Regions from separate parts of the Homo sapiens genome. Here region 2 is linked to region 1. A link is a loop called in an ENCODE intact Hi-C map of the cell type or tissue named here. Cell type or tissue: GM12878. All regions are shown on one strand. Each heading gives the region's core, and the rest is flanking DNA. Links, peaks and the distances in the headings are about the cores only.

Evidence for each region. A loop is a pair of places that touch in the nucleus more often than their neighbours do. Peaks named below come from ENCODE experiments on the same cell type or tissue, not always from the same donor. Only the 100,000 strongest peaks of a DNase experiment are listed, where the experiment ranks them.
Region 2: a loop joins it to region 1, with 10 times the contacts of the local background. A loop is called at or near these places in 10 of 110 quality-filtered maps.

Annotation. Positions count from the first base shown.
Region 1 is chr15:33,283,426-33,299,803 of GRCh38, reverse strand. No RefSeq gene overlaps it. Among named protein-coding and RNA genes, the nearest start is that of RYR3-DT, 19 kb to the left of the region's middle. In GM12878, for the core only: a CTCF peak has its summit at 6,904 (motif pointing left); no DNase peak of the experiment used is centred there; H3K27me3 peaks cover 120 bases.
Region 2 is chr15:33,668,027-33,684,404 of GRCh38, reverse strand. It overlaps RYR3 (ryanodine receptor 3), which reads right to left. Exons shown (of 104, transcript NM_001036.6): 37 at 14,949-15,051; 38 at 13,849-13,986. Among named protein-coding and RNA genes, the nearest start is that of CHRM5, 290 kb to the left of the region's middle. In GM12878, for the core only: a CTCF peak has its summit at 8,958 (motif pointing right); a DNase peak (open chromatin) is centred at 8,956; H3K27me3 peaks cover 270 bases.

The DNA of each region.
Region 1 (16,378 bases), core at 4,403-9,402:
AGTTCAAGCAGAGAAGAAAAAAACACTCTTTTAATTACTTTAGATTTGAGATAGTCAAATTAGATCCTACAGATTGATCCAAAGCACTTGTATTTAGAGGTTGATTATTCTTCCTCATTATCAACACAGCTATGGATACTACTTCTAAGGCTACACAGCAACTGCTGCAAGCTTATGGAGAGCAGTTTGGGAAGGGACAAATGAGAATAGATTGAAATCCACTTGAGTGACGGCTTCCCTGCCTTGGTCAACAGACGGTACATTTATGGCATTCTTGGATCTCTAGAAGTAGAAGAATTCCTTGAACTCTGAGTTCAGGCCCATTTCTGCCAAATTGCAAGGCTTATTTAGCTATTACTTAACATTCCATCTGTTACCTTTTGGCAGGTTTTTAAAAAATCAAATATACTCATTACCTGAAGCTTCCTCTCGTCATAACAGATGTGTTAATGATATCATTGAGGCATTCATTCATTCATTCATTCATTCCTAAAAAGACAGCTTAGAAAGTAGAGAGGGTAAGCCGGGCGCGGTGGCTCACGCCTGTAGTCCCAGCACTTTGGGAGGCAGAGGCGGGCGGATCACGAGGTCAAGAGATCGAGACCATCCTGGCTAACATGGTGAAACCCCGTCTCTACTAAAAATACAAAAAATTAGCCAGGTGTGGTGGCGGGCGCCTGTAGTCCCAGCTACTCGGGATGCTGAGGCAGGAGAATGGCGTGAACCCCGGAGGCGGAGCTTGCAGTGAGCCAAGATCGCGCCACTGCACTCCTGCCTGGGCGACAGAGGGAGACTCCGTCTCAAAAAAGAAAGAAAGAAAGAAAAGTAGAGAGGGTGAAATATTAGCCTTGATGTACAGTTAAGGGAAGAGACATGACCAATAATGACCCTTCAGTTTGGTCTGACACCTCCATTCCCTGCAGCCCAGTCAGAATCCCTTGAGGCAAAAGCACTGCAAGATTCTGGAGTAGATCAATGACAGGGCAGGTGCAGTCTCTGCTCAGCATTCCATTTAAGTGATTCCTCGCCAGTCTCTGAGGCCAGACGTCCTGTCTATTTTTTTTAGTAGGTAACTCCCTGACCAGGCACTGAAAATCCTTGGGTAAAAATCACAAAGTGATAAAAAGAACAAATGGGAAAAGATATCTGTGGAAGATATTTTCCAAATACTTTGGAAATCTTTTTGAATATTCTGGGCTCAGCAAGGCACTGGGCTCTCAGGGGCCATCTATGTACGAGGACATTGCCATTCCAAGATTAGAATTGCATGAAGCTAGCAGAAGCTTGGGAAGCTGATGTTGAAAATTTAAGACTAAATCCCTAAGAGGCAGCATTTATTCTTAATTGCCCAGCAGTAACATTGTGCTTTTCTCTAGAAGGATATACACGGTGATCTTTCTCTGAACTTTGAATGATAATAGTAGAGCAGTATCTGTAGTAGTAGTAGTATTAAGTTAACATTTCCTGTGTGCCAGGCACTATTCTGGTTACATGTATTAAGTCATTTAGTCCAATAGCCCTATGCGGTCAGTATTATTATTACTGTCCACGTTTTACAAATGAGTTAACTGAGGCACAGAACTCAAGTCATTTGCCATCCTTGGTTCCTTATCACATGGGCCGCTCCATAAGGTGACTTACAACATAGCAGCTTGCTTCACTAAAACAAGTACATGGGAAGATTCAGACAGACAGAGAGTGAAAGCAAGATGCAAACCTAATTGCAGAAGTGATATCACATCACTCTGCCATATTGTATTCATAAGAAGCAAATCATTAGCCTCAGCCCACACTAACAGTGATGAGATAACACAAAGGGCATGAATATCAAGAGGTGGAGTTCACTGGGACCATCCTAAAGGATTCCTTCCGCACGGTCTGACGACAGAGCTCGAGACCTTGACCAAAAGAAGAGACAGGTCACATTTTCCCTAGGCAAACTTGCAAGAACCAAACCTGTCTCAACAGAGAGTGCAGGAATGGGGAAGCTGTATCCCAGAGGCCAGCTCCAGCTAGGATTTAAAGTTAGTAAGTTTCCAGTCACTTGAGCTCCAAGAGTTATATTTTCCTACCTGGCAAACTCAGACAGCGATTCCATTCAGCACCAAGAATAAGGAAAATGAAGAGTTATGAATAATGATTATTTCTCGAATTCCTAATTTAAAGTTAGTGATAAGAGCAGTTAGACTCCGGAACAGTCACCCTTTCCTCTCTGTTCCTGTCCCTGGGCCTCACCCCTCTCTAATTTTGCATGTCTCTCTGTGGCAGTTTCCAGGCTTTCCTTGTCTCTCTTCCTTCCATTCCCCACCTCTTGACCAGCTTTCTCTTTCTATCTTACTGCTCTGTATTTTTCTTTTCATTTTTTAGTCCCTAGGTGTTGAATTTTTTTAATTTATAAAACATTTTAGGGAAGGAGAAGTTGAAAAATTTACAATAAAGTAATGCACTCGTCAGTTTTATGTCTCATCTTGGCTAAGCTATGATCTCCAGTTATTCAACCAAGCACTAATCCAGGCATGTCGTGAAAGCATCTTGTAGATGTGATTAATATCTACTATCAGTCAATTTAAGGTAAAGGAGATTATCCTGGATAATCTGGGTGGGCCTGATCTAATTAGTTGAAACTGAGGTTTCTCTGCAGAAGCAGATATTTTGCCTGAAGGCTGCAACATCGTCTCCTGCCCAGGAGTTTCCAGCTTGCCCTTCTTGACAGCTAACTGGCCCTACAGATTTGTACATGCCTAGCCTCCCTGTTGCATAATTTCTTGCAGTAAATCGGTATGTGTGTGTGGGGTGTGTGTGTGTGTGTGTATTCTGTTGAGTCCTGAATGACACAGCAGGCAGGAATATCCAATAGTTCTGATAGTGGTCTTTATACTGATAGGGAGAAGGAGGCATATTTTCATTTTAAAAGAATTGAATAACTAGAAGAAGTGAATTTTCTCATTTGAGTTTTCAAAGATACTATTTTTCCCCAGATGAGAATTCCAGATATCCCTCAAGTCATTCCACGCTGGCCACCTCTAGTTTGGCCTGAATTAGGCCTTGATAATATCCTCTTTAGACTTTTTCTGCCACTCCATACAATCAACACTTGCTTATCCTATTTTCCATTCTCTCAGGAAACTACTGACTAATCAATTGTTCTATTATTCTCTCTTATTCACAGTTATGTTCCTAGCTCCAAGTCTTGCACATTTATGTCACTTAATACAAGTTTATTTAAAGGATGATCAATAAATCTGAATTTAAATTGGAGCATTCAGTGTCTTCATCCAAAGATTAAACTAATCATCAGGCTCTTGCACCGTGAGGAGCCAGTGAAAGGGAGATAATTTGGGGCAGGAGGACCTCATCATGCTTCTCAAATCCTGCCATTCAGGTAGCTGCCTTGTAGGGCACCCAGAGTCATACCACATCTCTATATTTTTACCAATACATGGTCATAGGCTGATGTTAAGCCATGCAAGCTGCCTGTGCCCACACCCTACATAATGATAACTGGTCTCAAAGTGTGGCCTGAGGACCTCTAGGGGTCTCTGTGACACTTCCAGGAAGTTGGCTAGATCCTCCTTTTCCAACTACATACCCAGGTGAAGCATATTTTCTTTATATACTTGAATCAAAACAACATGTCACAACAGATTATAATTGAAGAAGAAGATAGAGTTGTGCTGTCTTTTATTAGGCCATTCAATACAATATTTTTTAAAAATCTAAAACAATGACATTTTTCTCACTAATCTGGGGGAACAATGCAGTCATTTTTCATAAAATACATGTGGATGTATTATCATTATTTTAAAATAACTTATAAGTAAATATTTTAAGTGATCTGTTTTAATCTTTCTTTTTTTTTTTTTTTTTTTTTTTTTTTTTGAGACGGAGTCTCGCTCTGTCACCCAGGCTGGAGTGCAGTGGTGCGATCTCGGCTCACTGCAAGCTCCACCTCCTGGGTTCATGCCATTCTCCTGCCTCAGCCTCCCGAGTAGCTGGGACTACAGGTGCCCGCCACCACGCCCGGCTAATTCTTTGTATTTTTAGTACAGACGGGTTTCACCGTGTTGGCCAGGATGGTCTCAATCTCCTGACCTCATGATCCACCCGCCTCGGCCTCCCAAAGTGTTGGGATTACAGGCGTGAGCCACCGCGCCCGGCCTGTTTTAATCTTTAATGTGGTAAATATTATTAGATGTAATCCACATAAACAAAAGCTCTTTGGGTTCTCAACAATTTTTAAGAGTCCAAGGAATCCTAAGAGCAAAAAGCTTGTTGAGTAACCACTGTTGTATACCATTGATTATGGTCTTGCTGAAACAAAAAGCAAAATGTGCCTTTATGGGTGACTGGCCCCAGGAATTGGGAACAGCTTAGAGTGGCCATGGAACCTCGAGTCCTCTCCTTCTTGCTAATGGCTAAATTCACACCAGAAGCCATGTTGTGTATATATTTTTTTATCTTCTACAGAATCCAGCAAGACTTTGAATGCCGGATACATACTCTGTAGGTATGGATTGATTGATATCTATTAATCTTCAATTGTATAAAATGTATTAATTTAGAATAAGGGGGCATCTGTCTTACAGCTCAAGAAGATTAATGTCCACCTCAAGGCTAAAACCTGAGCAGTTTGGAATACCCACCCTCCCACAGCCATTGCAGCTGTCATGTGAGTTCACTTGGTGAGAGATACAGACAGGAGAAACGTCCATGCACCATTCAAGCTGGAACCTGTTCTCTGCAGCCTGGTGCCTTTCATTGGTCCATAGAACCACAAAGCCCATCAGATTCTGGAATTTTCCTTCAGTTAGAGAAACTGGCAGGATATGAAACCTATTTTTACAGCATAAGTTCTTCAGTGAAGATTTATGACTGGTGAATAGAACCCAATGTGTCCTATCTGTGTACATGCTCTATTCTAGTACACTGTTCAAGTCCTGACTAGAGTATGGTTACAAATGCTGATTCAAAGCTCATCTCTATAGCTTACCAGCTGTGAGAACTTGAGCAAATTTCCTATACTCGACCGGCCTCAACTTCCCTATCTGTAAAATGGGAATAACAGTAATACTACCTGAAAAGGTTGTGGTGAAAATTAAATGATATAATGTATACCAAGTACTTATTTAGCGTGGGTGCCTGACACAGCAAAAGATCTGAAAAAATGTTAACTACTTTTTTGTGTTAGGCAGAATCATGGGGCTGGAAAGAGACTTTCTGTTCTTATTTGGTAGTTAATATTTAATATGCTACGCTCTAGAGAGACCAATTATTTGCCACTGCCCTTGCTAAGAATGGGAATGGAAAAAGCAGATCATGTCTTGCTTCTTTTTCATCCTCATCGACAGCCCAAAGAATGAAAATAGAAGGAGGAAAAGAATCTCTTATTCACTAAAGAAAATATGCCTCCACTTTGACCGTCTGCTGTGTGTGAGTTTGCGACAATCCCCTACTATCCAACAAGATTGTGTTTGTGTTTTAACAGGAGCTTCTCTCGCTAGAGCAGAAAGGACACAGCATTGGCCGGGCAGCATGTTTGTTTGTTTGCCCTGAGTCCTGGGGCAGCTAGTTATCTTGGGCAGAGTTAGTTTTCGGGTCTGGAGCCAGGAAAACACACTCCTTAATGCCCACATATTTGCAGTGCGACACATAGCTTGGAAGCTTGTCACACCTATTGCAACCGCTGCGTGACCTGTCTCCCAGGAAAGATTGTCTCCATGAGATATTCTTAGGGATGAATGCGGTGAGAAACGTGTACACCACTCGGGACAGCAGCCACATAACTTCAGAGGTTCGTCCGCTCACAGGCCCCTGCGGTCTGGGCTGTGCCGGTGGTCTGCCTAGGAAACTGCCTTCAGTACGCAGGGGACTGTGAGTTGCCCAGTAGCTGCATTTGAGAATCAAAGCACCGATTTCAGGCAGCGATAGGCTGTTTGTCTGGAGACGGGCGTGGAGACTCTGCTTTCATGTTCGCCTGCTGAAGGAATAGAAGGCAGGATGAACTCAGACTGAATGGCTGGCTCTGATATGTGTTTGAATGAAAACCAAAGTAAACACCACCATTTCACCAATGGCACACAGATGGACTCCTGCTTGACGCCACGAGAGGAAAACTAAAAATGAAATCAGCCAGAATAACTATTTTTGTTATTAGTTATAATGATTTTAAAACAAGCAATTCTATTGTTTTAAAAGAGAGCATCAAAATAACAGGAAAATTGGAAAGAAAGTAGCAATGTTATATAATGTCTGAAAATAAGCTAAAAAGAATGCACATGATTTCAGTGGAAGAATAAAAGTCCAAGGAAAGGATATAACAAAACTTTTTGTATGTGTCACAAGCTGCTCCCATCACTACTGAAGACAAAAGAGGAGAAAGTGGGTTTGTACTATACTGCTAGGAATTTGGGTTAGACCATGAGAGCACAGTTGCTATAATAACAGTGGGGAAGCGAACAGGGACAGTAATGGGATGATGCCTCATGAGGGTCCCTGTGTGTTTGGAGTGGCTCAGGGCCTCCTTTCCATCTTAGGCAGTGAGTTACAAATATTGCAGTGCGTTACTTTCTACATAATTATTTAACCTAAAGAAACACTTAAATGATGACCACCGCCTGCAATGAGGCAATAGCAAGGATTAAAAATAGCCAAGGCAAGGCATTAAAATATCAGGTAGCAAACAGTTAATATATGTCCTTAATGAATGAAACAAGTTTTTCGGAAGCAAGAAACTATGACTAGGAAGACTTGGAAAATTGTAGGCTTGTGTGTGCTGATTCTAATTTTCCATTGTATATGTTCTTGTTTGTAATTCCTTTCCCGCCCCTCAACCATTTAGGGCTCACTCTAGATTTTAACCCCTCCGGAGTCTCACACTTCCACATAATTAGGTTAGGTCGCCCTCTGGTGGCACAGAGCTAATCTATCTTCTGATAAAGCCTGTGTATCCTCTGCAATGCCTTAGATTTGAGCTAATTAAATATTCTGTTGGCGCTATCATATGTTGCAAATACAAACTGATACTTTTTAATGGAATGAAGAAACACTAAAGACCTAATTACAGTTTCTGTTTCATTTCTTGTAAAGACTTCAGGAAGCAATTTGGGATCTTGAAGAACCTAAGTAATATTCACTGTACTGTTCTATCAGAAATATGTCATTAATAGGGATTCTGTGTTACTGAGATTGATAGCATGTTTGATAAATACGCTTTCATTGTTAATGGCAAATAAAACACTCTGGCTTATAAAAAGATGACCTCAGCCAGGACAATCTTCATAAACCTACTTGAAATGGACTTGAAAAATAAAAAGGGCCAATAATCACTGCAAATATACAGGAGGTGAGAAAAAATTTTAATAAGTGAATAATTGAATTTTGAAAATTGTCCAAGCAACAGGCTTAATCAGCAGGCAGGGTGCTAGTGCTGATACCGTCTATCTAGCTCTGTGGTCTTGGATTCCATTAGATGTACCAATAGCCTTAAGCTAGATTTACGATTTTTTCTTAAACTACCTACAATGTTACTTGTAACCCAAAGAATCTCAATTAATAAATGCTCTCCAGAAGACTACAATCAGCAGAGACCCAATAATATATACATATACATTATAAAGGCAATTTAAACAACAAATAGCCAGGAAGACTTCCTCAATTATTCGGAATACATTGGGAAACATGGCAGAAGTGAGCATCAGATTTAACATGTAATAGGCACAGCTATGAGGAGAGAGGCTGATATTTAATCTCAAGCTCAGATTTTGAGGAAAAGGGCTGTGATGGATCTGGCTTTGGTCAGGAGCTCACCCTGCTATTACTGTAGCTGTGAATAGGGTAAATCAGGTGGGATTTGGGGCTGCAGCACGTAACCCAACAGATGTGAACTGCGAGGACAAATTCATATCAATCCTAGGGGGAATAAAGGAATAGTATCTTGCTTTAAGCCCTGACAAACATGTGTTTATGCTACTTCTGCTACTGTTAATAATTAATAGTGAAGTTGGTATTTTTTCTCACATTGAAATTAGGCAGTATAACTAAAGCCATATTATTGAGTTAATGTATTCTAACCCATGCCACAAAAAGATTTTATGGCCCTGTGAAGATTTCTTACAAAGAATATGGCATAGTAAAAAAAATTAATCTCAGATAAAAATGCATCTGAGCCTTCAATGTCAGCTATAAAATTCCATAATTTGAAAAAAAGTTAAATTTTAATAGAAGGATTTGAGACAGGAACAAATATCATTAACAAAATACTGTTTTACTGTTTTTGCCTAACATTTGTACGTTTCCAGCGTCTTTAAATTACACATTTACTATTTCCTCTAACACTGCAGGTAGTCGGATCCTTAGTTAATGTTCGTTTCATTAATTGGAGAAAGAAATTGAAGGATTTCTCAAGATCACATAAAATCTCTTAGAGAAGTCCACATGGTTTTTGTTTGATCCATCTATTCATCTATCCATCCATCCATTCATCCATCCATCCATACATTCATACATTTATTCATCAGATGCCTATTGAGCAAGTCTGTATAATATGTATGTACTGTTACAAGGGTAGCAAAGGTGAATTAGATATAATATCCCTGTATTCAAGGAGCTTGCAATATAGTAGGACCAATAAGACATGTATAAATTTAGAAAATAGGCTGACATGGGTGCTTTATACATTAACAGGATTGGAATTTCAGAAGCTAAAGGGATCTTACAGATTATGTAGTCCAATCTATCTCAAGAGTACATAAATATTCTGTAGAATATCTAGTATCCAAGAATTGTTCCTAACACTCTTAAAAAATATAGCATATATATAATCTGTATGATATAAATATAAAAGTATATATTATAAATTATATATAATTACATATTATATTTTTTAATTATACATATAAAATGATGGACTATTATCTATAAAAACAGTCATTTGCATTTGAATAGTTCTTATTGAGAGGAAATTTCTCTTATACTAAGCAAAAATCTTTACTTAATTTAATCTCTACTTAGAAAGCTATGCTATTTCTAACATTTTTTTCTATAACAGGTATTCACATATTGAACTCGTGTAGCCCTGGGTTATCCATTTTCCAGAAGAGGGCCTGAAAATCTTTCTGCATTCTGGTTTGCTTTCTGTAGAGGAACTAAATTTGTATGATTCTTAAATGTGATGCCTGAATTGGATCTATCTATTTAGAGTGTAATGGAGTCGCTTCCTCTCATGATATTTATTATACTGTACTCGTGAATTATGCAAAAGCATGTGCTTTTCTTGCAGCTATAACACGCTGATAGCTTGTCTTATACTTGAAGTCAACTAAAGCCTCAGGCCCTGCTGCTGCAGCCATCATCCTAGCCAAAGAGAGCATGGTGTGTGGTGGGAGGAGAGAGGGGGCAGGACAGGGCTAGTCGAGGAAATGCCTTTCGTCCTTGCTGGGTCTCAGGAACAGAAGCTGGGCATGTGGGCAGAGGAGTAAACAGGCCAGTCCTTGTCCTGGGTTTGGGGGCCCAGGCTAAGGAGAAAATAAAGAAGGAACTCCAATTTGAGGGTAGGCCCAAAAGCAACCGAGAACTAAAAACTTATTATCTGAGGAGCAAGTCAAGATAAATATTAACAGCCAAAGTGAAATGGCTTCAATAAGGGATAGACAAGGATAAAAAAGCAGGTTTCAGAGGTGGAATTCAGAAAAGTAACTTGAAGCAATTTTAGATCTTGTATGGGCTCACTCCTAGAGGAGGACCAAGCCTGTTCCAGCATCTTCAGACACTTAATCAACATTCACTATGTGCCACGGCCTGGCTAAGCACTGGATATAAAAGATGAAGAAGAACTGGCCCCAGTTGTTAGAGATCTCACAGCCTCCTCTGGGAGACGGATACAGGCCATATACCTATTCCGTAATGTGTTCACTACAAGGAGGAGGAACACATTGAGCTACAGAAGAAAAGCAAATAGCACAGGCTGGGTTGTCAAATTAGGCTCTGGGGAGGAGACTGAGTCTTACAGCATGGGGAGGAGTTAGGCAGATGAAAGCAGTGGGGAAGGAATATCTTCGTGGAAGAGAAAAGTCAAGTCAAAGCCAGAGAATGAGAAGCAGCATGATGTAAAAAGGAGTTACTTATAGTTCAGTGCTGCTGGATTGCCAAGTGTTGATCACTATGGTAATATATTTTTTCTTTTCCTGTACTTGAGAAGTTACCTTTAGAAACTAAGTAAAGGTCTTTACATTTATTGATTGTAATATGTATATTACTTGTCTTGCCCTTTCATAGTAGTCTTAGAATATTCTCAAAGTATTAAAGGATTATATTTACTACTTCCCAAGAGCTACAGATCATCTGAAAACCTGATAAACATTCTTTCTCTAGCTTTCTTCTAGCCCTTGAAACAAAAAAGTTGAACAGCACAGCAGCACCAAATCCAGAGCCCTTCAGTATCCTCTAAAGATATTCTGCAAAACTGACATTGACCCCACAGTCAACTGCCCACATACGTGGATGTTTAATTAGCTGACACTCTGCAGTAATGAGAGACAGTTTGGCTATCTATGGTCAGGAATGGCAGGTTAGGACAACTTAGAAAGGATCCTACATAAAAGTATACCTGCCAAAGGAGAGGTCAGGCATCAGAAGACCAATCCACATGTCAGAGCTGAAGGGAACTCAGTTCCAGATACAGGCAGCAGCAATATCTAGAAATTATGGGAACAGACAACAAGCAAGTAGTCAACTGGGCAAGGCAGAGAATGAGGATCACATACCGTAATGGGCTTATTCTAAAAAGTGAAGGGAGCGGAGTGATAGGGATTACAGAGGCAGATATTTAGAAATCCAAGAAACATTTAGCATCAAGGAAACAATCTAGAATCTAAAGCCCCAGCTATGAGTCAAGGGCAGGACTTCAGTTTCTAGGAGAAGCTATAATTAAGATAAAAACATGGGGCTGGAGGTAACAGATGAACACTGAGGCATAGAAGACAAATAAGAACTACACGTAGTCACTAGAACTTGGACACCAAGTGGGGACTTGGTTTCAGGAGCAAGAAAGCCGACTAAAAATACCACACAGAGTCTAAGTTAGACTGGCCACTGTTGTGACCTGGGCTACACCACCTAATAGCCTCTTTCCTTGAGACAGGGCGAGGCTGAGCCTCAGGTTGGGGATCGGGGGCCCCAATGTTGGGAGAGGAGGGTTCCAGGGGCTAGGAATCTGTGCAGCTCACCATTTCTGTACCTGGTCCACACTTTAGGATTTGGTCACATGCCTTGCTCAGATGGAGATGCCTCTGTTCTTTTCCTGAGCCTTCAGTGTCACAATCTTATCACAAAAGGAAATGACATTATGCTGGTGTACCTGGCCCTGACTGTAGGATGCTGGCTACTAACAATTACTGCTTCCTTTTTTTAAGTGCTCATAGGCTTATATTTCATAATTCCATTTTAATTTTGATGGTGATCAATATAAAACTCTAAATAAAGGCAAGAGAGGATCAGTAAAGTGAAAGGATGATTCCATGACTGGGGAGAAAATATGGATATTTTCAGATGGGGTATTAGTCCATTCTCACGCTGCTATGAAGAAATATTCAAGACTGGGTAATTTATAAAGGAAAGAGGTTTAATTGACTCACAGTTCTGTAGGGCTGGGAAGACCTCAGGAAACTTACAATCATGGCAGAAAGGGAAACAAGTCCTTTTTTCACATGGCAGCAGCAAGAAGAAGTGCATAGGAAAGCAGGGGAAAGTCCCTTATAAAAACCATCAGATCTCGTGAGAACTCACTATCACAAGAACAGGATGAAGGTAACTGCCTCCATGATTCAGTTACCTCCCACTGGGTCCCTCCCATGACACACGGGGATTATGGGAACTACAGATCAAGATGAGATCTGGGTGGAGACACAGCGAAATCGTATCAGGTGGCATTTGCATTTGTCTTTAAAAGACGAAGAGTAGAGGTCAATCGGTGGAATGAGAATGAGGAAAATGATCCAGGGTGAAGGCACATCTTAAGAACAGTCAGAGATAACTGTCAACTGTGTAGTCCAGTCTGGCTGGGGTATAAAAACTTAGGCTGGAAAGAGTAGTAAGGTCAGATTCTTAAGGCCAGAACAAAGGAACTTTGCTGGGGATATATTAGGCAGTAACTGAAGCTATTTCTCTGGCCAGAGTAGAACTTTTAAAAAAGTGATGTTAATCATAAAAAACCATCAGACAGGCCCAGCTCAGTGGCTCACGCTTGTAATCCCAGCACTTTGGGAGGCCGAGGCGGGAGGATCATGAGGTCAGGAGATGGAGACCATTCTGGCCAACATGGTGAAAGCCCGTCTCTACTAAAAATACAAAAATTAGCTGGACGTGGTGGCACGTGCCTGTAATCCCAGCTACTCGGGAAGCCAAGGCAGGAGAATCGTTTGAACCAGGGAGTCAGAGGTTGTAGTGAGCTGAGATCGCGCAAAAAGAAAAATCATACAAACTCCAAATGAGCACTACTCTATAAAACAACTGGCTTGTACTCTTTAAAGTTATCAGTGCCATGAAGTATAAAGAAAAACTGAGAAATTACTTCGAAGTAAACTCAACACACATGACAACTGAATGCAATGTGTCATCTGGGTTTTTTTTTAATTTTTATTTTTATTTTAAGTTCTGGGATACATGTGCAGGATGTGCAGGTTTGTTACACTGGTAGATGTGTGCCATGGTGGTTTGCTGAACCTGTGAATCCACCCCCTAAATAATAAGCCCAGCATACATTAGCTACTTTTCCTACTGTTCTTCCTCCCCCAACTCAAACCCCCAACAGGCCTCAAAGTGTATTGTTTCCCTCCCTGTGTTCACGTGTTCCCATTGTTCAGCTCCCACTTATAAGTAAGAACATGCAGTGTTTGATTTTCTGTTCCTGCATTAGTTTGCTGAGGATAATGATTTCCAGCTCCATCCATGTCTCTGCAAAAGACATGATCTCGTTTTTTTATTTTTATTTTTTTATGACTGCATAGTATTCCACAGTGTATATGTACCACATTTTCTTTATCCAGTGTATTGTTGATGGGCATTTGAGTTGATTCGTTGATTCTATGTCCTTGCTATTGTGAACATGCTGCAATGAACATATGCGTACATGTGTATTTGTAATAGAATGATTTCTATTCCTTTGGGTATATACCCAGTAATGGGATTGCTGGGTTAAATGGTATTTCTGGTTCTAGATCTTTGAGGAATCATCACACTGTCCTCCACAGTCATTAAACTAATTTAAATTCCCACCAACATTGTAAAAGCGTTCCTATTTCTCCGCAAGCTCACCGGCATCTGTTGTTGGAATCTTTTTTTTAAGCTAAGGGTATTATTGGCATAATCAGCCAAATCTGAATATGGTCTGTAGATTAGAAAATAGTATTGTGTCAGTGTAATTCCTGATTTGATAACTGTATTGAGCTTATGTTCTTGTTTTGGGGAAATGTACACCGAAGCATTTACGGGTAAAGAAACATAATGTCTGCAACTATCAAATTGTTCAGAAATAAAGATATATATATATATATATGTACACACACACACATATATGTATGTGTATAAAAGTGAGAGACAGAGAATGAAAAAAGCAAATGTTATAAAGTGTTAATATATGGGGAATCTAGATGTAGGGTATTCTGGAATTCTTTGTACTTTTCTCAAAACTTCTGTACATCTAAAATTATGTAAAAATAAAAATTAAGAGAAAAAATACATAATATGGCGGTTGAACATGATGTAGTGACTGATTAAGAGGCTCCCAAGAGGCTAATGCAATTATCCAGGTGAGAGGTAATTACTGCCAGGTTGTGGCAGAGGAATAGACAGGAGAAGGAAGTGAGGGACATTCCACAAATAAAGCCACCTATACTTGGCAACTTAAAAGATATGATACAGGAATTGGATGACTCGGAGTTTTTAAGTCAAGGTGTCCAAGAGAATGGCATCACCTTCACAGCTGGGAACATTTATTTAATGATCATGCTAAAGCATTCCTGATGAGATTTCAAAATAAAAACTATAATTTTAGGAAACAGGAGTGACAAAATAACACAGGCCAAGGCTAGAATTACTGAACACTCAAAAGGTAAGTTGAATATTTCGTTGTTGTTAAAGTATTCAATTAAACATAATTGTGGTCTAGCTGGTAAATTTTTATTTGTGCAACCAGCCAGAAAAGAATTACATCAATCTTCAATAAGATGAAAAGAGTGCTGGGGCCGGGCACGGTGGCTCACGCCTGTAATCCCAGCACTTTGGGAGGCTGAGGCGGGCGGATCATGAGGTCAGGAGATCGAGACAATCCTGGCTAACACGGTGAAACCTCGTCTCTACTAAAAATACAAAAAATCAGCCGGGCGTGGTGGCGGGCGCCTGTAGTCCCAGCTACTCACAAGGCTGAGGCAGGAGAATGGCGTGAACCCGGGAGGCGGAGCTTGCCGTGAGCCAAGATCGTGCCACTGCACTCCAGCCTGGGCGACATAGTGAGACTCTGTCTCAAAAAAGTAAAAATTAAAAAAAAGAGGAAAAGGGTGCTGAATGCTAAAAGGTAAATTAAAAAAACAAAAACAAAAACAGGAAACAAACAAGCCCAATATTCAATACTTAGGTGATGGGTACACTAGAAGCCCAACTTCCACCACTGAGCATGTAACACCTATGTAACAAACAAGCACATGTACCCCCTGAATCTAAAATAAAAAACATCACTATAAGGTAAGCCTTCCAAAGAGTGCAGATGCTGGGCCTGACTGACCATCACTCTCAGATACACAGCCCCTCTCTTTAGAGCCTGCTGTCCATCCCAGCTCTGTCTTTCTCAGACCACTCATGTGACCTGGGCCCAATAAAAGAGGTCTCTGTCAACCAGAGCTTTCTGGTGCCCTCTTGTTTGCATTTTGGTATCCTGAAATGTTAACCTTCCACCCTCTTTGCTTTTTCCAACAAACTATTCTCTTATCAACTATTGGGGTGGAATGTATTATTTATTCACAATTTTCCCTCCCTGCCCTTGTTCACCAATACTTCCCCACCCCATTGACTATAGACTGGGCCATGTAGAGGAAATGGCAGGTGCAAGTTCTGAGCAGAGGCATCACTTGCTGCTTCCACTATTGTCCCTCCTGTCCTCTGCCAGGAGAGCCACATGTCCTAGGTAATGGCTGTTCCTTCTGCCTGGTCCGTGTGGCTCCAACCCCTAGAGCCAGTCTAGACAAACCCAGCCAATCTCAGCCAAGCCAAGCCAAAACTGACCTAATAGGTATATGATGACAAAATAAATGTTTACTGTTGTAACCACTGAGTGTGGGAGTGGTTTGTTACACAATATTATAACAACTAAAAAAAAAAAAAAAAAAAGACAGTTCACCAATCTCTTGCCTATTTGGTTTTGGTTTTCAGGTTTTGATTCACCCCTTGAGTCTGAGGCTTATAAAGCCTTCTTTGGAACTGAACTTTGGCTTTTCTGGCCTCTAAGGCCTCCCTTGTAAGCTACTCTTATTCTGCGAATAATATGGTTTCTGGCCACCTTGCCTACAACCATGACCCATCATGGGTATAACCTGCTGCTTACATCCCCACTAATGTTTACAGGCCTGCAAAACAGGAAATAGACATGAGATTTTATATTCTGTATTCAGAGCATAAAGGTCCTCATCTACATGAAATTCAGTTATTCAGAAAGCTTTCCTCTTTAGAACACAACTGAAAAGAAAGAAGGGGAAATGATTGAGAATAGTGAAAATCATGAAGGCCCCCAACGTTGATGCCCATGAACAGAAATGTATTACTCAGAGAAGAGCTCCTCACTCAAAATCAATGTGATTTTATATCATATGCACTTCTAACACACATGATAATATGGTTTGCAAAGCCCACATCTGATTGGAGGAGAAGAGATGGAGTGCTATGGTCAGGAACACCAATATCAGTCAGATGGGAAAGCTGACTTTCTGACAGGAAGAGAGGAGACAAAAGTCTATTATAATGGCACACAATAAAAACAAAAAGCCCAGTGGTAAATATCCCTAATACAATAGGACCTCTCTGTAGTATAATAGATCACAGTAATTGCTGCGACTTTCTTTTTAAATCAGCATTTAGCAATTTGAATATAATTGTCTTATGGGGAAAAAAGCTCTCAAGTTAGTAATATCTAAAAGTCGATGTACAGCTGAGCTTATTAGAAATGCTATTAGTAACATCAGAAATGAAATTCTGCTTAATTGCATGCCCACGAAGTGACAAATGCTACATATTTTATTTCTGGGTTTCAGTTGTGGGGATCAGGATAGGCTGCAGTGTACCTCTGTAAACATTTGTAAAAAAACAAGCAATACTCTGTGGTTTCATTAAGTAAAAG
Region 2 (16,378 bases), core at 5,971-10,970, 380 kb before region 1:
AGGTCCCTCAGCTGCAGGTCTGTTGGAGTTTGCTAGAGGTTCACTCCAGACTCTGTTTGCCTGGGTATCACCAGTGGAGGCTGCAGAACAGCAAATATTGCTGCCTGATCCTTCCTCTAGAAACTTCATCCCAGAGGGGCACCCTGCCTATATGAGGTGTGTGTTGCCCCCTACTGGGAGGTGTCTCCCAGTTAGGCTACATGGGGGTCAGGGACCCACTTGAGGAGGCAGTCTGTCCATTCTCAGAGCTCAAACACTGTGCTGGGAGAACCACTGCTCTCTTCGGAGCTGTCAGACAGGGACATTTAAGTCTGCAGAAGTTGTCTGCTGCCTTTTGTTCAGCTATGCCCTGCTCACAGAGGTGGAGTGTATAGAGGCAGTAGGCCTTGCTGAGCTGTGGTGGGCTCTGCCCAGTTCGAGCTTCCTGGCTGCTTCGTTTACCTACTCAAGCCTCAGCAATGGCAGACGCCCCTCTTCCTGCCAGGCTGCCGCCTTGCAATTCGATCTCAGACTGCTGCTCCAGCAGTGAGCAAGGCTCCGTGGGCCTGGGACCCGCTGAGGCAGGCACAGGAGAGAATCTCCTTGTCTGCCAGTTGCTAAGACCTTGGGAAAAGCGCAGTATTTGGGCGGAAGTTTCTCCTTTTTCCAGGTACAGTCTGTCACGGCTTCCCGTGGCTAGGAAAGGGAAATCCCCCGACCCCTTGTGCTTCCTGGGTGAGGTGATGCCCCACCCTGCTTTGGCTCACCCTCCATGGGCTGCACGCACTGTTCAACCAGTCCCAGTGAGATGAACCAGGTACCTCATCTGGAAATGCAGAAATCACCCGTCTTCTGTGTCAATCATGCTGGGAGCTGCAGACCAGAGCTGTTCCTATTTGGCCATCTTGGAATGGACTCCCCAATTTTGGTAGGATTTTCAAACAGCAATGGAGGGACTTATTTCTTGTGAATATACATGAATCTCTTTCATAAACAAAGAGCATTAGAGATGTTAAGAAGAGTTACAACTAAATACTGATTTTATTTCTGTTGCTTTACTGAGTTCATCTTTAGAAATGCTACCCTTTAGTGACTACAAAATACTTCAGTATTCATAAGAAACATGACTCTCGGCTGGGCGCGGTGGCTCACACCTGTAATCCCAGCACTTTGGGAGGCCAAGGCAGGTGGATCATGAGGTCAGGAGATCGAGATCATCCTGGCAAACACAGTGAAACCCCATCTCTACTAAAAATACAAAAAATTAGCCGGGCATGGTGGCAGGCGCCTGTAGTCCCAGCTACTCGGGAGGCTGAGGAAGGAGAATGGCATGAACCCGGGAGGCGGAGCTTGCAGTGAGCCAAGATCGCGCCACTGCACTCCAGCCTGGGCAACAGAGCGAGACTCCATCTCAAAAAAAAAAAGGAAACATGACTCTCAAAGTGGGACAGCCATCAGAAGCAAGATGACATTGAGGTGAAGAGGTTAAATCTACCATTTGCCACAAGGTATGGCCCGTCTTACTCTTTCAACACACACACACATGCATGTGCACACCACTTAACCCCACTCAGAACCACCACACATAGTAAGGACGCCTCAGCAGACCTTGTTGCATCTCTAGGATTTTTATGCACTGACTTAGCAGAATCTCAAGAAGGCCTTGCCAAGTGCACTCGATGGTTCGGTTCATGGGATTACAATATACTGTTCTTTTCAAAAAGGGACAAGAAAGAAAAATATGTTGCCAGGCACATGTTTTCTGATGAGAAATAAAGCAAATGCTCTTGAACAGAATGTCTTAGGGAAGCTAGTCATGTACAGATGGTTTCCTTGATAATTATAAATGGCTTCATTTATGAGATTATTATTAACATTCTAATTCACTTCACTTTTGCAATTAGCGTAATTAGGGGTAGTCACATTAAGGCAATGATATCAAATATATGATGTATAAGCTGCATTTTAAATGATTATTCAGGCTAACTCAGAATGGAAATATTTCCAAGGCACTGTATTGTTTAGGGAGACTTGATGCCTGAGGGATATTTCAAAAAGGAAAAAAAAAAACCTACTCATTACCTAATTTTTGGACTAGTCAGACCTTTTACATAATAACAAAGAGTTAGAGGGTCTTTAAATTTGAGCTAGCCTTAGTACATCAGTTTGGAGTCCAGGTGTCACTCATTGTTAAGTTGTTTATTGCGCTCCACTTGTTGTTTTGTAACTTTCTGCTCTGACTTTAGAAACCAAGCCCACCATGTGTGACCCTTATGAGAAATTCTCTAAAGATTCACCTACCAAAGTTGGTGTAACTCCTTTTTAAATGGTAAAATAACCAGCTTTGCAATGCCAACTACCATAAAGGAAAGGTCACTTATTTTCATGGTGCAGGTTTAAATGTTTAGGCTGCAGGGGTCTGTAAATAATCTTTTATTTCTTCCTCCAAATTTAGATCACAGTCCAAGTGGCCATCACGCAATGAAGTACATTATGATCGAAGAGTGGAGGTTGGCCACTGGCAAAGCAAATCCCTGCAGCTTACAGATCTCAAACCTACGCTGGTGTTGTATCTTTGTGAGTGCTCTTAAATCTGGGTCAGTTTGGAAGAAAAAGTCATCCAATCACTTTGAGAAGAGGGAGCAAACAAAATTGCACCACACTTAGGTTACACTTAGAAAGCAATTTATAATGCTCACATTACAATGGGAAAAGAAAAATAATTATGTGCATGTAAAGGATGTACACTTATTTTTAAATTCTAAGTGATTGAAAAGTCAGCTTGTGGCATGCTGTAAATGCTCTGGAGGCATGAACAGGTGGTAGATAATTTTGAAGTGTAAAGAACAAGTGTATTTTGACCTCTACTTTATTTCTCCCAGTAGTAGACTAAATAATGTCCCTCCAACTCCCCCAAACGTCCATGTCCTAATTACCAGAACCTATGAATATGTTACCTTACAAAAGAGACTTTTCAGATGTGAAGAAGCTGGGAAAGGCATGAAATGTATATTCTCCCCTAGAAAGTCCAGAAGGAATGCAGCCCTACTAGCCTACTGTTGACTTGTGACCTCCAGAACCGTAAGAGGTAAATTTGTGTTGTTTGCAGTACCATTAAGTTTGTGATAATTTGCTATAGCAACAGTAGAAAACTAACGTACTCCAGCTGTTAAGAAAGTCTTGGGTTGAGGATGGTTAACTCTTTTCTGAGGCTACAAACCAGACTGGAGAGTCTCTGTTAGAAAGCCATGACAAATGTGCCCACAGAAACTGGGACCCAAGAGAGATACAGTCTTCTATGTATTGTTGAGGCAGCTGGAGTAAATTGCAGGGCTATTGAGGTAACTGAGGTCTGCCTGAATCTGGCTCAGAGCTCTTGAGAAGCCAGAGCTGACATTAAACACAGAAAGCACCTACTGCAGAACTGCTGTGCACCATTAGGTAACGTATGTAGATTACAGACAGCACAGTCTCCAGTTTCTAGAACACAGCTTTTCTTTTTGCCCTGTTCTCCCTCTGAAAATCACGAGCCAGAACCGGCTGCATGTCAACATTTACCCCTGAATAAATTAAAGACGCTGAAGATGTAACCATCATGCATAATGAATATTACTGACCACATACATAGCACCCGTTTGTCTCTTCTTCCTTCTTAACAGAACCCTGCTTTTGCACAGTTTTCTGCCTCTCCAACTTACAGCCTATGCTCCTCAGGAATGTAAAATGACCCAAACTTATTTCAAAAATAGACCCTGTTGACTTAAGTCAACTAGCATGTTCCATTTTCTAGGTCACACTCTGGTACACGAATTGGCCTGTGACCAAGTTTTTGTAATCAAAAGTGATCTCGGGATCCTTGCTTGCAATACCAGGGCAGGATAAACTTTCTCACTTTTCCCTTGGACACTGTAGTGCACGGATATGAGGCCCAGAACTGCAGCCACCATCTTTCTGCCAGCTCGAGGGCAAAGCTGGAACAAGAAGCAAGATGACTGCCTGGAGAGTGAGCAGAGCCACTGGATGAACTCAGTCCTTGGCTGGCTCCATCGCTAAACTCACAGATGTCAGCCAGTGAAATCTGTTAATGGCTATTCTACCTGAGTTGGGCTTCCTGTTGCTCGTTTGCTGAACGCATCTGAAAAGATAAATGTGGAGATGAAGTTCTTATGATCTATGCTTTGTATACTCATTTCAGAAGCTGAGGTATACAAACTTCCAAGTACCAGGACATCCAGCTGAGCACTATTTTATTTAATCCTTATATTCCCTAGCCCCCACTCAGCAGGATAGGAGCTACTATTATTCTCATTTTTCATATAGAGAAACTGAAATATACAGAGGTTAAGGAAGTTGCCTAATATTACAATCAATTAGTGAATGTCAGAGTTTGGATTCAAACCCATGCTGCTGGAATCTAAGCACATCTACCTGACCATCTGAGAGCTGTTTACTCTCAATAGCTCCATAAAACTCAGAAAAACAGTTATCTTTATTAATGCTTTAACTTTATATTATAATATCTAGATGATGCTCTTTTAATAAACCATAAAATGGATTCAGAAATAAAATCTCCCAAATCATAAAGCTTTAGTTCTTTTTCTGACTCTCAGCTGGGCAGATTACTCATTTTCCCAGAGCCTTGATTTCTTCACCAATAAAATGAAATTAGCAATACAAAATTTATGTTGAAGAAAATGAATGTAAGTGTGGTATGGGAACAAGAGTACTGGTCAGGGAATAAGAGTCCTTTGTTCTAGTTCTGGCTATGTGACCTTGGGCAAGTCACCTACCTCTCTGTGTCTCTGTGCCCTTCTATGAAGTCAAGTCACTTGTGGCTTAATATTCCATGGTTCTATTTCTATCTGACCCATGGAGCTCTTGAAAGGGTTGTGTCAGTTTACTAAAATGGCAAATGAAAGCCTTTGGCTTCATTGGGTTAAATTAATGAGCATCAAGAATTTTACCACCACATTTTAATGCCCTATTTTGATGGTACCCAGCTTGCTTTTCCTAACAGTAAAACCTGAGGATGAAGAAATAAAATCTCAAAATTCCAGTGGTTACTCACTATGGTGAGTAAGTGGCCATTATCAAAGCATCACTGCACATCACTAAACATTTACAGCGAGGAGATGAGCTGTGGCAACTTGATGGCCTTTTTGATGACTGTCCTGATTGCTGGCAGAGAAATGAAGCTTCCTGTGTCAGGGGTCAGGTGATGCAATAACACCCTCTAGATTTAGTAGGGAAGATTTACAGGGGGCGGGGGGGAGGGGAACTCATGCCCTCTGTGGTCTGTGCCCTAGAGCATCCTCTAGGCCAAAAGTCTGATCTGAATTACAAAGTCATCAAGTATCTACTACTTATTAGCAGAGAAGGTCAGGGAAAAAGTTAAATCCATGGACTTCAAGAGGACTTTTGAAGAATTCATCATGCAAATTTCTCTGTGCTTCCCCAGGGCCTCTCTGGCCCAGGTTGTGCAGTAGGTACCATTTTGGCCTCATTTTGCTAGAACAAGGATGTTGTGATTACTCAGAATAAAGTTACAAGGCTCTCTGCAGTCAAAGGAAAAACCTGTGAAGATAACCCGGAGCATTGTTCTTGGGTGATAAGAAGAACTGCTCTGTTTACAGCATGTTATCAGGGCACAGGAACAGGCACTGGCTGTCAGACCCCTCGAGGCGCGTGATGGTATAGGGCTGGCCCCAGGCTCCACAGGAAACAGCAGGACACATCTCAGGTCTGTATTTAATTTTTGGGTATGTACACTTCTATCTTTCTATATCGGCTTCCTTGGCTGAAGAATAAAAGTTCAAACTGCCTTCTAGAACATCCTACCTCTCATTATCATAATGTATTAGTCCATTCTCACACTGCTATAAAGAACTACCTGAGATTGCATAATTTATGAAGAAGAGAGGTTTAATTGACTCACAATTCTGCAGGCTGTACAGGAAGCATGGCTGGGAGGCCTCAGAAAACTTACAATTGTGGTGGAAGGCAGAGGGGAAGCAAGCACATCTTATCATGGCAGAGCAGGAGAGAGAGAGTGCGTATGAAGGGGGAAGAACTATACACTTTCAAACAACCAGATCTTGTGGGAACTCTATTATGAGAACAGCATGGGGGAAGTCTCCCCCCCATGATTCAGTCATCTCCCACCAGGCCCCTGCTTCAACACGTGGGGATTACAATTCGACATGAGATTTGTGTGGGGACACAGAGCCAAACCATATCAAATAGTATAGCCAACATTTACTAAGAGCTTCCTGTGTCCGACTCTTTATTACTGTGCCTGAATGATCATTCAATCCTCATCATTACCATGTAAAAACTGACAAGACAGGTGTGGCATGGACGGAATTTCCCCAACGATGATGGCCCTTCTTAACCCAAGCCTCACTTTATGGTTTCTTTAGGCAAAGCAACGCTTCAATTGAATAAACAAATCTAAGTTCCTATAAATAGGTGGTGTCCAGAAGGCGTAGTGGATATGGAGCCTCCTGACTCTATCCGTGATTGGCTGTGAATCCCACAAAACTGCCCCAGTCATACTGGCCCACAGAGCTTGGCTCTCAGGACAGGCTGTGTCTAGATAGGCTCGTGACAGGTGTGTATTTCTGCTAAATCTGTTTCTAAATTTCCCTCCGTCTGTGGTTTTCTACCTTGAGCAGAGCCTCCACATCTCTAAGGATGGAGACAAGAGCAGAAGCAAAATGCTTCACTCCCAGAACTGCTTCCCTAGCCAGACAGATACAGATACCCATATCTGACAGAGGCAGCCCTGCAAGCCAGTAAGACTGTGTTTGCAGCCTGATTCTGCCAGTCCTGCTCTAGAGTCCCAAGGGGTTTCATCCATCAGACTAAGATAATTAGCCTGTTTTTGAAATCTGTCAACCAGCCTCATAATCAGTTTTTCAATACATGTAGGCGATTAAATGACCGATGATGATGGTGGGGAAAAGAGCACAGTGAGGACAGAGGGCGTCTGCTGATGTGTTAGGGAGAGATGCCTCTGAAATAAAGATGAGGCAGAGATGGCACAGCGAAGGACTCAGGGACCTCGGGCCTCTGTCTTCACTCAGCTGGGAAAGTCATCGAATTGCTTTTTAGTTTCAATATAGAGAATAAGTGATTATGAGGCAAGCCACTGGCCATGTACCCTAAACATCCATGCTTCCCTATCCCCCTCTCTCCATCCCCATGGCCCCCTTTCCAGGCATCCCTGCCCGGTGCTCTGGAAAGAGTGTGGGTCCGGGATACGGAATGCAATTCAGATCTTGGCCTTTTTCTTACTTGTTGCAAGACTTTGTCCGAATTATTTTTCTACCCTCAGGCTTAGTTGCCTAGTGCATAAAATGGGAGCCTAGAGGTCACTATACTTGGTTGCTTGTTGCGAGAATAAAATCAAACGAGGTAAGGTGAAGTGCCAAGCGCAGTACCGGGCACAAAGGAGGTACTCAATTAAGTGTTCGACTTTCTCTCTCCTGAGAACCAAACTCTCTTCCCCATCACTAAAGCACAGGCTACCAAAAGAGAGGGCCTGACAATGATTGATTCAACAGATCACAGAATACTTTTTAAGCATCGATTACTGTGAAGCACCATTCCAGGAGCCCAATACAATGAGTTTTTATGCCTGCTTTGCCACCTGTGAGGTAGGCAAGTTGCTTAACACCTCGGAGTCCCCGTTTCCTCATCTCTAAGCTAGGACTAATGATATCTGTTTTGTTTGCCATGCAGGGTGTCAAGGCAAATCAGACTGTGTGGAAAAAATCTTCTTGCAACCTCTATGGAGCTAAATAAAAGTAAAGTTCTGCCCTTGTTCCCACACTGACCCCATCTGCATGTCCATTATGCACTTGACCATCTCTCAGGCGACTATAATGCTCTCTTTAATGCCTTGTTCTTCTTCACATTTCTAACTGGGTGCCAGGATATGGCAACCCTACCTCTAACATGTCTGACACCTCAAAAATACTTTTTGTTGTCACCACCTTTTCTATTGCTGCTGTGACAAATTACCACAAACTTAGTGGCTTAAAACAACAGAAATTTCCGGTCCTATGATTCTATAGATGAGAAGTCTGCCCCAGATCTAGACTGAAATCAAGGTGTGACAAGGTGCAATCCTTTCTGAAGGCTCTGGGAGACAATCCATTTCCTTGCCTTTTTTTTTTTTTTACCTTCTAGAGGCAGCGTACATTTGTTGGCTCATGACCCCTTCCTTCAGGAAATTTAAGCCACACCCTTTTCATGTTGCATATCTCTGGCTCTCTTCTGTCAATCTCTCTCACTCTTGAGAACCCTTGGGATTACTTTGGGTCAACTCCAATAATCGAGATTTCCTGATTAGCACTCTTAATTCCATCTGCATTTTTTTTGACCATTTAACCTAACATATCCACAGGTTCTAGGAATTGGGATGTGAACATCTTTGGGGGGCAATTATCCTGGCTACCATACCAGCCTTATTCAAGTCCTCAGAACCTCTCACCCAGAGCACTGCGATGAAATCCTAATGGATGCTCCTGTTCCCAATGTCTCCCTGCTGCAGGGAGGGCTACACAAAGCTGGTAAGGGCTAAATCATTAATTAAAAGACTATTGTCTTGCTAAAGCAGCTTGATTTGTGCCTAAGATGGCAAGTAATCAACAAACGATAGCCAAAAAATAGTTAAAATTAAGCGCTTACTATATGCCAGACACACATTTAAGCAATTTGCACATATTAACTAATGTAATGCTTATATCAACCCAATGAGGTAAGTATGTATATGCCATGTCCATTTTATAGATGAGAAAACTGAGGCACAGAGAAGCTGTCTCATGCTCAGTCTCCTGGATATCATGAATTTTGGGAGAAGTTAATAACTTAAGACTAGGTAGCCTAACTCCGGAGCCCTGTGCTCATAACTATCTCAGTACTGTTAAGTAAATTAATCATTTAGTCCTTAAGCCGTTTCACAGCCATTGCCTATAGGGGGCAGGATGTTATTACATAAGTGACAAGGATGGGCGTTGAATTCAGGTTGACAAAGTTTTGAAGTTTTATGCCACCTCTGTGTGATTTTGGAAAGTTACTTACTCTGTCTTTACTTCAGTTTCAATTGTAAAATAGAAATAGAATTGTGTATTACAGATTGTTCTCATGAGAATTAAACGAGGTAATATTTATGGAAGTGCTCAAGACAATGCTCAGGACAAAGTGGGTACCACGTAAGTGTTAGCCCCTCCCTCCCCACAACTGGGAGACCAAATATTACAAAATACATGGGCATAACAAAGAGTAACACTCTAAGCCTGCATACGGTTTAGCTGCTGGATTTTTGAGACAGAATTTTCGCTCTGTCACCCAGGCCGGACTGCAGTGGCACTATCTCGGCTCACTGCAAGCTCCGCCTCCTGGGTTCACCCCATTCTCCTGCTTCAGCCTCCCCAGTAACTGGGACTATAGCCACTGGATTTTTCAAGATGTTCTATATTCTAACACCACTCTTTTTTTTTTTTTTTTCCATTCTGACCCATTCTATTCTTTTTATAATTCAGCCATTCTCAACTTGTTGCCACTCCTGTATATGACATGAACTTTGCTGCACATGGGCCTTTGTTGAAGCAGCTTTTTTTTTTTTTTTCATTAAAAATGCCTTTTCCTTCTTATTTTATCCATCCATCTACATTCTTCACAGACAATTTCCCAATCTCCTCCTCTGGCCACCTACTGTATTTTGTCTGTACTTTTATTACAATACATCCAACCTCATGATTATTTTGAGTTGCCTAGCCATACCCATTTCCTCCTTTTTCTGAAAGGTCCCTGTTTTCTTCTTTTTTATGAGCCTCAAGTAACCAATATTCAGTTGGAGGTCAAAAAGATTTGTGCCATAGAGCTGAGTGTGGAAACAAGTACGACATGTTCCCTGCATTAAGACCTGGTGAGGAAAACAAACACATATACAAGTACCTCACATAACGTGGAAAGTCATACATACACTACTAGAAATTCCACAATATGGAAGGGGTAGAGGGAAAAAGAATGAGTTTGAAAGACTTCACAGAGGAGGTGTTTGTGTGTGTGTGTGTTTAGGGAGAGGCTCTTTGGAGAGAATTTAGAGAAGAGGCTTAGAAATACTGCCTGAGCTCTGCAGATGTACTTACTACTAAGTTATCTCACTTTGCATGTGCGTATTTGTGTTGAGGGGCTAGGACTTATTTCGTATAGATGTTTTCTTCTTCTCAGCACTAAACATGCTACAGCATTTAGCTGGGAGAGAATTTTGGTTTAGGGCTCCTAGGCTGTTCAGTGAATAGGCAAGAGGTAACATACGTAAGGACTTTGGGGCTTGACAGGTTCAAGGTCACCTCCAGTTCTGGTCTTCATTAGGAGAAGAGTGGCAGGGGAGAGCAGGCACTATTCAAGGCCAAGAGTGCCACCTAATCTCTGCGAGAGGTAACATTCTGTGGCAAACAGCACAGGGCTAAAGACAGAAGAGGGATGTTCACCTCCTTCAGAAAGACTCAGCCATGCTCACCTATAACTCAGTTCTTAACCGATGCCACCCAAAGCTGAATTGCAATGGGTCATCTCAAGACCTCTAAGCATAGAGATAAGATGCCAGCGTGGAGCTTCCTTCTCCCATGGGGAAAGCATTCAACAAATGGCAGAGATCAAGAATTTACCGAATTTTAATCTGTAAAATTTGACAGATGGTTTTTATTTTGTTAATTTTAGAATTTAGGAGAAATAGATGGTCAGCCTCTTCTGGAAGAATAATTCAATGCCTATATATTTACATTGAAGGAAATGCTGCTTAAACTGCAGCGTTGGAAAAGTACTGGCCAGAAGGAACAAGCAAAACATTTTCTAGGGAATTTTCTGGATGGAGATACGAAAAAAAAGTGACTTAGTACAGTGGCTACTATTGTTAGATTTTTTCACTTGTTCATTATCATTTGATCCTTTGATAATATTGTAACAGCTTTCATTAACAATATGGCTTGGAGTTAATTTAGGCAAATCCCTTCAACATTGAGCCAGCTAGCAGATTTCAGAATGTGAGTTTCAGGACACTGTTGCTCTCTCTTTCCTAGAAAAGTTGTGGCTTCTCTGCAGGTCATTGGCCAACATCAACTGCTCACAGCAGAGGGACTGCGGGGTGAGCCCACCACCACCTTATCTGAAAATGATTCAGATCCTTGGTTTGGTGAACTTTTAAATGTTAAAACATTGAATTCCGTTGGGTTCAGATTTTGAGTCAAAACAGTGAGATATCTCACAGATGTAGTAGGCAAGATAAAAAGAGTGATTTTAAAAAGCCATTCCAAATGTGTTTGTAGCTCATGGTATGTATGCTGGTAAGTTCTTTGGCAAGGGTACAGTGGAGAAGCACAGCACAATACAAAGAGACAGAAGACCTGCCTTCAAGCCATAGCTTTACTCACTTTACGTACCTTAGGTTGGTGACAATCAGACACCCGGACGTTTTTCTGGAACGGGTAAGGGTAGAAAGAATAAACAAGTACCCCTTAATTCTTCTGAGTCCTGCTTCCCCCAACTATACAATGGAGGAGTGTAGAAAACTAACAGCAGTAAATGAATATGTGTGGAAGTATTCAGTAAACTGCCAATTCATTGTATAACGTTTCTAACACTATCTACACTTTTATTATTTCATCAAATGCAAGGGTAATAGAAATCAGATACGCAATAGCATGAACAAAATTACCAATAATTTAAAGGATTTTGACCCTTTAATGCATATGGTTCTGTAATCAGCAACCTTGTCTCCATCTGATCATATTAAAAACAATTTATGGGGGTGGTGGTTGTTAAACCACTCTCTAGAATTTATTTTAAAATGCCAGGCTTGAGTGAGGGGATTCATCATGTCTGGAACATTCAGCAGAGAAGCCAAACATGCCTGATCACCTCAACCATTTCGTCTATTTCTGGGATCCCAAGATAGAGTACTTATGACACGAAACGTGAACCTCTCATAACTCCTCCTGTGGAAGGGAAGAAGCATGAGGTGAAGACACGCAGTCTCATACAGGGCTGGCCTCTCGGGTGTGCGTGTTTTGCCAAGACAGACAGAATGTGGTCTGTGTGCCTGAGGCCTGAGGTAGCGGGGCTGCAGACTGCAATCCTTGGTGCCCGAACACCATTCACAGATGTAGGGGGAGGCTTCACAGAGGCAGGTGACAAGTGACTTCATCTGACTGACTCCATTTACCTCACATGAAATGGTCACCTGGTGGGACCCCACCCCCCGCCAGCCATGACAAACTCTCTGTTAAAAAGAAGGTGGGAAAGGGCCAGCTGTGGTGGCTCATGCCTGTAATCCCAGCACTTTGGGAGGCTGAGGAGGGCAGACTGCTTGAGGTCAAAAGTTCGAGACCAACCTGGCCAACATGATGAAACCCTGTCTCTACTAAAAATACAAAAATTAGCCAGACATGGTGGCGCATGCCTGTAATCCCAGCTATTTGGGAGGCTGAGGCAGGAGAATCGCTTGAACCGTGAGGTGGAGGTTGCAGTGAGTGGAGATCACACCACTGCACTCCAGCCTGGGTGACAGAGCAAGACCCTGTCTCAGGAAAAAAAAAAAAAAAAAAAAAAAAGAAAAAGAAGGTGGGAAAGAAGCAACCACTTTCAAAAGAGACTCTCAGCAGGTGATATAGGAGACATATGGGTAACTCAGCCTATTTTCAGTTCTCCTTTGGCGGTAACCACAAAGGGAGCCTAAACTCACGTTTTTGTGGCTTTAGAGTGCTGCTGGCACATCCTCACAAAAGACCCGCCCTTTCCAGAGTGACTGATGGAACTACCCTATCAAGGGTTGCCATTGCCAAGTCCCCCATACACTCTTCCAGAGGTTTCAATACTTCCGATGACAAATGGTGAGATTTGTTCCCTTCAGAGATATTCTGACAAAGTTGAAAGGTCGATATAAAGGGCAGTAAGGGCAGTAAGATGTATGAACCCCAAAGTAGTGTTTTCAGACAAACTGATCCTATCTTGACAGTCAATTGCTCTAGTCTACGATTTGAAAGGGTGTTCCAAGATGGATAGGAATAGGTAACAAGATAAAAAGCAACGATATTAAACCTGAGAAATTCCTTCTTCTTTAAACAAATGATAAATTTGCTGAATCTGTACCAAGGAGTAGACTGATTATATATAATACTCAGACAAGACAATCTTCCTCTTGAAATTTCATGTCCTAGAGATAGTCTAACAGCCCTGCAGAACAAGTTATAATCTTGTTTCATCATGGGTCAAAACGGTAGGAGTCATCTATAGTATAAGGATTAGAGAGATAAATCTAGACAAAGCTCGGCATTGTTGAAAAATAGGAAGTCAAAGTTTCTAGGATGCTACATTTTCAAAAATCATACCCCAAATCCAAAAACAACCCCCCCAAACTCATATCCTATATCCTTTACAAACTCTCTTTTATTATTATTTTATTTTCTCTCTGGGGCAATTTTCAATGCTAAGGAACCACAAAGGGAAGTGACAGAAACAATAATCGTTAAGAAACAATAATGGTTAAAAGAGGAAGACTATGGAAACCTAAAAGAAGAACAGACATGTATTTACAGGCACCTCTAAGTAGAACACGACAGCAAGAACAGACACCAAGCAACCCATCTCAGGTTTCAGGACAGTATGAAAGTAAGTTTCTTCAATCAGAAGAAAGGCAGAACCCAAAATACGTAACTGAACCACCAGCAATTATAACATACTGCCCAGATGCTTTCTTTGAAGTTAAGCAGCCCCTATCTATCTTACAGTATTTGTTTAAAAAAAGTTACATTAATTAAGTCTTAGAAGAGCACACTGTCATTTAAAGGCAATGTCACTTACTGGGGCATCTCTCCTCCTCCTCCGTCGGCTGCTCCTTCTCTGGCTTGGGTGGGCCTTTGATTTTGTAAACCAAGGCACAGAGTTTTCCTGTCCAGGAGGTGTCCTCCTCCTCCTCTTCCTCTTCTTCCAAAGGAACCCCTAGCAAGCCACAGAACAGGGTGAAAATCCAAAGCAGTGCATGAAACCATCATAGTGTCACAAAGAACATTTAAAAAACTGCTTCCCATCCTTCTGGAACTTTCTAAAGATACTACAGGCTTTCTAAAGATACTATTCTCGTGAATAGTTACCTATCTTATAGCTTTTGAAAAAAAAAATATTGATTTCCTGTTTATCAGAACAACAAGTAAGTTTAATCCTAAAACATGTGTTTTGAATCTGTACCCCCAAAACCTCTGAAAGAGTGTAAGGGGGATTACATACACTCTTATAGTGTTGAAACCTCTGGAAGAATGTTTGGGGGACGTGGCCCTAGAATCTGTAGAAGAAGTTAACAATGAGTTATTTCAAATGAAAAGCTTGTCAATTACCCATATATTATTAAACCTACCCATGTACAAGCAACACAAATGCTGAGAGCTGCTTAAAACCAGTAGGTACGTATCCAAGTAGAGATTGCTGGCTGAGAAGCCTTAAGGGCAGAAGTTACTAAACACACACACACACACACACACACCACACACACCCACACACCCACACCCCCCCCCCCCCCCACACACACACACCCCTAATAGCTAAAAAGCAAAGAGATCAGAATCTTGTCTCACCTGGAAGCTGAGAGTCCCAACTAACTTTAAGCAAATTAGGTGAGGTTTATATAAGGATCAGTTGTCTTCATTCTTTTGCTAGAAACCCTGTTTCCTCTCTATATCTCAGCACAGGCTCTTTTAGGTAGAAGGAATTTTGGTCATATATTCTGTCAGGGTTACTTCCTGTATCTTTTCTGACACAAGTAGCTAGGATAGTCACGTCTTGAAAGACAGTATTGCAATTTTAAATACAAAAATAACTTCCCAACCTCCCACTAGCTTTCTAATGAAGGAATCAAAAACAGACTCTTCTTGTAAAAAAAGGACAAAGCCTTTCTCTGGGCAGCTTACCACAGTGAAGGAGAAGGTCCTCATGGAAATCATACAGCTCCTCCCGAATCTCCTCTGGGCAGGGGCAGTTCTCTCCCAGTTGAAAGTTAAGCAGCATGTTGATCTTTGAGAGGCAAGAGAAGAATAGCTAGTTGGTTCTCAATGTTGGCCAAGGGAACTCAGATCCTGCCTTAGACAGACACTTACATTCTTTTCAAATTTATTTTACTTAGTGATTTTTTTTTTTTTGGTAAAAGTGGCCAATATTTACAAGTAGCTTTCACCTTTTCCTGATTCTAAAAGTAACTTATTAATTGTATAACATTTGGAAAATACCTAAATAAGAAAATTTACTGTGATTCCACCACCCCGAGATAACTACTGTTAATATTTTAGCTAATGTCTTCCTGACATTATGTAGGTATACGCACAGAATGGGATCACATTCCAGATACACCTTTTAAAAACCAGAGTTTTCCACTTAATGTTACTTGAACATTTTCTTACTTTCTTAATCCAATTTTTAATAGGTGCATTGTAATTATATGGAAGAATTATAATTTATGTAAAATTAACTCTGTTATGACATATTTGTTTCTATTATTTGTCCTTATAAAGCTGGTTTGAGTTTCCTTTAAAATAATTTTTTTTCATGTCTCTGATTATTTTCTTAGAATAAACTCCCAGAAGCAAAATGACTAGAGGAACAGGTTTGCATATTTTAATGTTTTTTTATATGAATTTACAAATTGCCCTTCAGAAAGCTTACAATTTGCATTATTAACAAGTTTATACAAGTGTGTATTACTATGCCATCTTCGTTACAGTAATAAGAGTTAACACATTTTCAAATATTTTCAATTGAATGGGTGAAAAATGTCCTATCCCTGTTGCTTTAATTTATGCTTAATTGGTGAGGTTGAAATTTGTTTTTTCACACATAAAGATTAATTTTATTTTGTATTTCATAAATTTCCCATCCATGTTTTTCCTCTATTTTTCTACTGGGTAATTATCTTTAAAAAATTTGCCCCTGAGTGCTTTGGACACCTCTAGATTTTTAACTTTTTATATACTTTTATACTCTACATGTATTGGCCCAGCTTTTGGTCAGCTTTTAATTTTGTCTACAAGTTTTTTTGTTTGTTTGTTTGTTTTTTTGAGACAGAGTCTCGCTCTGTTGCCCAGGCTGGAGTGCAGTGGCACAATCCCGGCTCACTGCAAGCTCCGCCTCCCGGGTTCACGCCATTCTCCTGCCTCAGCCTCCCGAGTAGCTGGGACCACAGGCGCCCGCCAACACGCCCGGCTGATTTCTTTTTTTTTTTTGTATTTTCAGTATTTTTAGTAGAGAGGGGGTTTCATGCCAATCTATCATTCTTTTTAGTTTTTGTCTCAGGGATTTTTTTTTTTTTTTCAAGACTGAGTCTTGCTTTGTTGCCCAGGCTGGAATG